Regions from separate parts of the Homo sapiens genome. Here region 1 is linked to region 2. Evidence: chromatin contacts called from ENCODE POLR2A ChIA-PET data. All regions are on one chromosome and are shown on one strand. The core of a region is the stretch at or near the end of the contact, and the rest is flanking DNA. Distances in the headings are between cores, read along the strand shown.

Region 1 (2,700 bases), core at 162-2,661, 950 kb before region 2:
GGTGCATGCCTGTAGTTCCAGCTACGTGAGGGGCTGAGGCAGGAGGATACCTGAGCCTTGGGAAGCAGAGGTTGCAGTGAGCCAGGATTGGGCCACTACACCCTAGCCTGGGCGACAGAATGAGACCTTGTCTCAAAAAAAAAAAAAAAAAAAAAAAGGTTCAGCAGTACTTACCCATGAGAACATCTAGGCTGATTTTTAGGGGAGTGGGAGGGCTTTGACACCATTACAGTTTCTGTAATACTGATTGACCTACTGAAATTCTCTATTTCTTCTTGGGCCCATCTTTTGACATTTTATACCTTTCTATTAATTTCTCCATTTTCCCAGAATTTTCAAATTTGTAAGCATCATAAATACAAAAGGAACTTATCAAAAAATTTTTCCACATCAATTGACATCATAGATTTTCCTTTGGATCTAATGATGTAGTGAATTACACTGGTGGATTTTCTGGAATGTTTTTCCGGGATAAACGCTTCCTGATGGTGATGTGGTGTCATTATTTTAACTCTGCTGAATTCAGTCAGCAAATATTTTGTTTAGTGTTTTTCTATCTATATATTCATAAGTGAAATGGGCCTATAATTTTCTTTTTTGTATTGTTCATAACAGCTCTTAAATTAACTTCAAATTCCTTGGTCAACGTTGTTCCCCCTTTTTACTCGGCATTTGATTTTACTCCCTTGCCTCATACTTCTTTCATCCTGATCAATGTCATCAGGATTCTCTACCTCATGTTGATTTCATCCTAGACATGGCTTCTGGTTCTGTTCGTCTTCTGCAGTCTTCCTTTGTTCTCCAATTCATTGATTTGTTCCCAGAAGCTTTTCTGTTAAACGCAGCTGAGCCTTTCTTTGGCTCTTAATGACTCTGAGTAGTTCCATGTCTTCGGCGAGGTTACATACTTCATGGAAGCCTCATAGAAGGCCCAGCAAATAGCCCTGGCTCGCCCGAGGCTGGGCTGCTGCCCCTAGACTTGAGGCTCCATCTCTCCAAGGCTGGCTAGCCCACGCTGCCCCTGCCTTTGCCATGGTGGGAGGGGTGAAGAGGAAAGTGCTGAGTACTGCCTGCTCAGCTGGCTTGCAAATGTCCAGCCCCCAGGCACCTCCCTATGACCTCCTCTCACCACATATTCCCTGGTTTGGGCAGGAATTCAGAGGTCTGCTCCTGGCCCTGAGCTCCCAGGTGCCATGCAATGGCTCGCCTGGGGCAGCTGTGGGGCTTGAACAGTTTAATGCTTGGCTCCAGTCTGAGCTGGCAAGGATGAGCGTGCAGGGACTAATACGGTCCTCACTAAGGCTAGGATGGAATGTGCAGCTCACAGCACACACATGTGACTGCCTCCTCTGCACACGGCAGCACACACCAGTCCCAGCCAGGCTTCCTGACAATGAAGTGGTCCTCATTTGCTGGGAGAGGGTGTTGTCATAGGGATCATGCCAGGCATGCAGCTAGTGAGGCATAGACCAGCCTGCTGGGGAGCTGGAGGAGGTCATATGGAGGATGGAAATAGCTTTTAAATTAACATGAAAGCTTATGCACAGGCCTAGCATGCCCGGGAATAGGCACTGAGCCTGGCACTTTAGGCGCTAGATACATACTTGCTGTATGAACGAATAAACGAATTGAAAGACCCAAGCTCTTATCCCAGCTCTATTGCTGTGTGTCCTTAAGCAAGTTTCTTGGCCTTGCTCAGCCTCAGTTTCTTCATCTGCAAAAATGGTAGAGGGGTGAATCCCATCATTTTTACAACTTCCTGGCTCTAGGGGTGTATGTTTCTATGCTTGAAAGCATTTATGGGGCGGCAGCTCTGACCTGAAGAGAGGCAGGGAGGGAGGGCCTCAGGAATGCAGAATCCCTGAATGTCAGAGACAGGGTGATTCCTATAGGCTCTGGTGTCAGATGAGTTACCAGAGTTCAGGAGACCCCACTGAGTTGGAACCTGTTGGTCAGAAGGGAGCAGGCACCAGGGCAGGGGTGGCTTTGTTCTGGACCAAATATCTCTTGGAGTAGGAAGACAACAGGTTAGGTTATTCCCTTCCCATCCAAGAGCACCTTCATCAGTCAGGATATCCAGGCTCCAGGGACTTAGCCCTCACTGTCTGAGTCCCTACAGATGCCATTATCTGCCTGATTTATTCATCCACCTGCCCATCGACCCACCTGTCCATCAATCCACCTGTCCATCAATCCATCTGTCCATCCATCCATCCTTCCATGTTTGTCGGTCCATTTGTCCATTCATCTACCATTTGGTCACTCATTCCATCCATCCATCAATCCATCCATCCATGTATCTATTCTTCCATCCAACCATTCATTCATTCATCCATCCATCCACTTATGCATTCATTCAGCAAACACCGAATGTAATAGGTCATTCCCTACTATTAAGAATAAAAACTAAGGTCTCTGTCCACAATGAGCTCACAGACTAGAGGGCAATATAGAGACAAGCAAAGAGATGATTCCAGCACAGTAAGTGGGAGATACTAGGTACTGAGGGTGAAGAGATGGAGGACCTAACCCAGCCTGGGAGGTGGAGGAGGTGGTTTTGAAAGGCTTCCTGGAGAAGGTGACACCTGAGATGAGTCTTGGAGCAAGATTAGGAGTTGTCCAGGTGAAGAGGAAAATAAAACAGAGCAGCAGGAGAGTACAAAGGCCTGGAGGTGGCCTGACAGCAGGAGCTATTTGGGG
Region 2 (2,700 bases), core at 7-2,506:
GCAAGACTCTGCCTCAAAAAAAAAAAAAAAAAAGAGTGTGTAGCAGTGCCCCATTTTCCACTCACTCCTACTCTGGCCATGCGATGCGTGTGCTTCTCCTTCACCTTCTACCATGACTGGAAGCTTTCTGAGGCCTCCTCAGAAGCCAAGCAGATGCCAGCATCTGTATTGCCTGCAGAATCATGTGGCAATTAAACCTCTTTTCTTTATAAATTACCCAGTCTCAGGTATTTCTTTACAGCAGTGCGAGAACAGATGAATACAGAGGATCTCTGGAGCCCAGGAGTTCGAGCCCAGGAGTAAGCCGTGGTCACACCACTGTACTCCAGCCTAGGCAACAGAGTAAGACCCTGTCTCTATAAAACTGTAATAATAATGATTTGAAAAATCATATTCATGTGTCTAGGGGATGGATCTTCAGATCCATCCCTAGAGGGTATCAAGGGTTGAGCAAGAACGTTTACTTGTGTCAAGCCATTTATATTTATTTTAGTGTAACTTAAAATTATGCCTTATATTCTTAAATACATTACTGATGATAATTAATGGTGGCTTATGTTCAATTTCAGTTCTGTTCTCATCTTGATAAGAATAACCAGTCAGGTGGCCAGGCACAGTGGCTCACGCCTGTAATCTCATCACTTTGGGAGGCCAAGGTGGGTGGATCACTTGAGGCCATGAGTTCAAGACCAGCCTGGCCAACATAGCAAAACCCCATCCCTACTAAAATGCAAAAGTTAGCTGGCACAGTGGTGCATGCCTGTAGTTCAAGCTACTCAGGAGGCTGAGGTGGGGGGATGGCTTGAGCCCAGGAGGCAGAGCAATCACACCACTGCACGGCAGCCTGGGCAACCGAGCTAGACCCTGTCTTAAGAAAAGAAAAGAAAAAAAAAGAATAACCAGTCAGGGCACTATAATCTCACATGGGTAACTGACCTGTAGCCAACCCCGCTATTTGGAGTGAAGTTCAGGTCCAGACACAAGCACTTACATACTTGATGTCAGACATCCAAGGCAGGCGGTAGACGTGGGATGCTCAGGAGGATACGCCCCATGTGGCATCTGATCAAGTCTGGCTTAGGTGTAAGGACAACGTTCAGGACAAAAACTATGCCTTTCCCATTTTACCATTGAAGATGTCTTAGACAACCAATAAAGTGGACGGTGTAGGACCACAGCCCTGCACAGCGACGTTCTTGCATCACTCGGCTCAACCACAGGAAGTCTCACACCACTGAGTCTGACCACAGGAACGGGCAAATGAAAAGTCATGCAGCTATATGGGCAATGGAACTTCCCTGCCTCCAGTTCCTGGCCAGGAAGTGGGGGCTGGGTGGAGAAATCTGGAAGCTGCCTGCTTACCTACCAGGTCTCCACTCTGTTTTGCTATGAAGCCTCTAAGCCTTGATACCTGTTAATGGATGTATTTGTTGTGAGAAATAAATGAGATGGTGGGGTCAGTTTCCAAAGTTAACGACAGTTTGAATCAAACAGGCTTGGGCACACATGCCACCTCTGCCCCTTGCTCCCTGTGTGGCCTTGGGAAAATTACTTAGACCCTCTGCCCCTCAGAGGTGGGAATAATGTGAGAAGGAAATGAGTGCCTGCACTTGGCCCTCAGAAAGCCCCAATCCACGTTCAGCCCTGATACCAGCTTCACGAATGTTCCCTTGTAAGTCCCAGAGACAGGACTTCCTGAAGGGTCCAGGTGCCTTCAGGCCCCCTTGGGTCTGTGAGTACTGGACCACATGCATCCCCAGATTAGACCTCAAGGACTTGGAATCCCCACATCGGGCCACAGTGGATTTATGCATCTCCAGACAGGACCAAGGGACTCACGCATCCCCAGATTAAACCACTGACCCACAGGGCAAGGAACTAGGGTGGTTTGTTCTCAGTGGAGTCTGGAGAAGGAGATTTCGAGTCGCTAGACTTCATTGGTGGGGGCAGCAAATGGGGAGTGAAATAAACCAACACTCTTGGGGAACTCTAAAATGCTCAAAAGGAAACTAAAACCCAGGAGCTGAAGGTAACATCCAAAGTCACACCACCAGCAAAGGCCATAGAACAACAAAACTAGAGAAGTTCTTGGAGAGCATCTGGTCTAGCCCTTCATTTTCCAGATGAGGAAACTAAGGCCCAAAGAAAGGAGGAAGTTAACCTAAGCCACATGGTCCACTTGTGGCAAAGCCATCCCTCAGACTCAGATCCCAGATTTGAGGTCTGGCGTCCCCTCAATTCCCCAACACCAGCACCCACGTTGCACACCCTTCACCATCTAGCAGAGATCTCCCCAGGGCTGCCATGAGCTGCCCCATGACACTCCAAGGAGCTGGTACGAAACATTTTGTTTTGCACCTTGCCTGTGGTGACAGCTGCGTTAAACCGAATGTTCACAGTCATTATGCTCAGAAACTGAGCAAGAGTTCCATCTATTGGGGTTTCAGAATGAATCAGATTTCCAAACTCTCCTCTCTCCACCTCAGCGCATGTCTGTATATGGTAACCTTTCAAAAGTGAGTCTAATAATTAGTCATCTTGGCCTAGTTCAAGACAACAGTATGTTCTCCAATTTCACTTTGTTTTCAACAAGACAGCGATGCCAACGGTAATGTTCACTGTGGTTAAACACACTTCTCAGCTGGTCCCTGCAGGTGGCCAAGACAGCTCTGGTCCCCGCAGTTGCCCAGTGCTTCCCCA

What was found. ChIA-PET counts read pairs that join two places held with the same protein, here RNA polymerase II (POLR2A).
Region 1: POLR2A ChIA-PET joins it to region 2 with 19 read pairs in PC-9. The contact joins two enhancer-like sites. POLR2A ChIA-PET finds 5 or more read pairs at or near these places in 2 of 52 experiments (PC-9 and activated T-cell).

Annotation. Positions count from the first base shown.
Region 1 is chr20:44,705,127-44,707,826 of GRCh38, reverse strand. No RefSeq gene overlaps it. Among named protein-coding and RNA genes, the nearest start is that of CCN5, 8.9 kb to the left of the region's middle. Within about 2 kb of position 1,411, at least 11 of the 41 ENCODE cell types and tissues checked have a DNase peak (open chromatin) inside an H3K27ac peak, as active enhancers do.
Region 2 is chr20:43,751,224-43,753,923 of GRCh38, reverse strand. The region is part of intron 1 of LOC101927200 (a long non-coding RNA gene); the gene reads right to left. Among named protein-coding and RNA genes, the nearest start is that of GTSF1L, 26 kb to the right of the region's middle. RefSeq lists enhancers at 1,422-1,501, 2,002-2,071, 2,262-2,461. Within about 2 kb of position 1,256, at least 3 of the 41 ENCODE cell types and tissues checked have a DNase peak (open chromatin) inside an H3K27ac peak, as active enhancers do.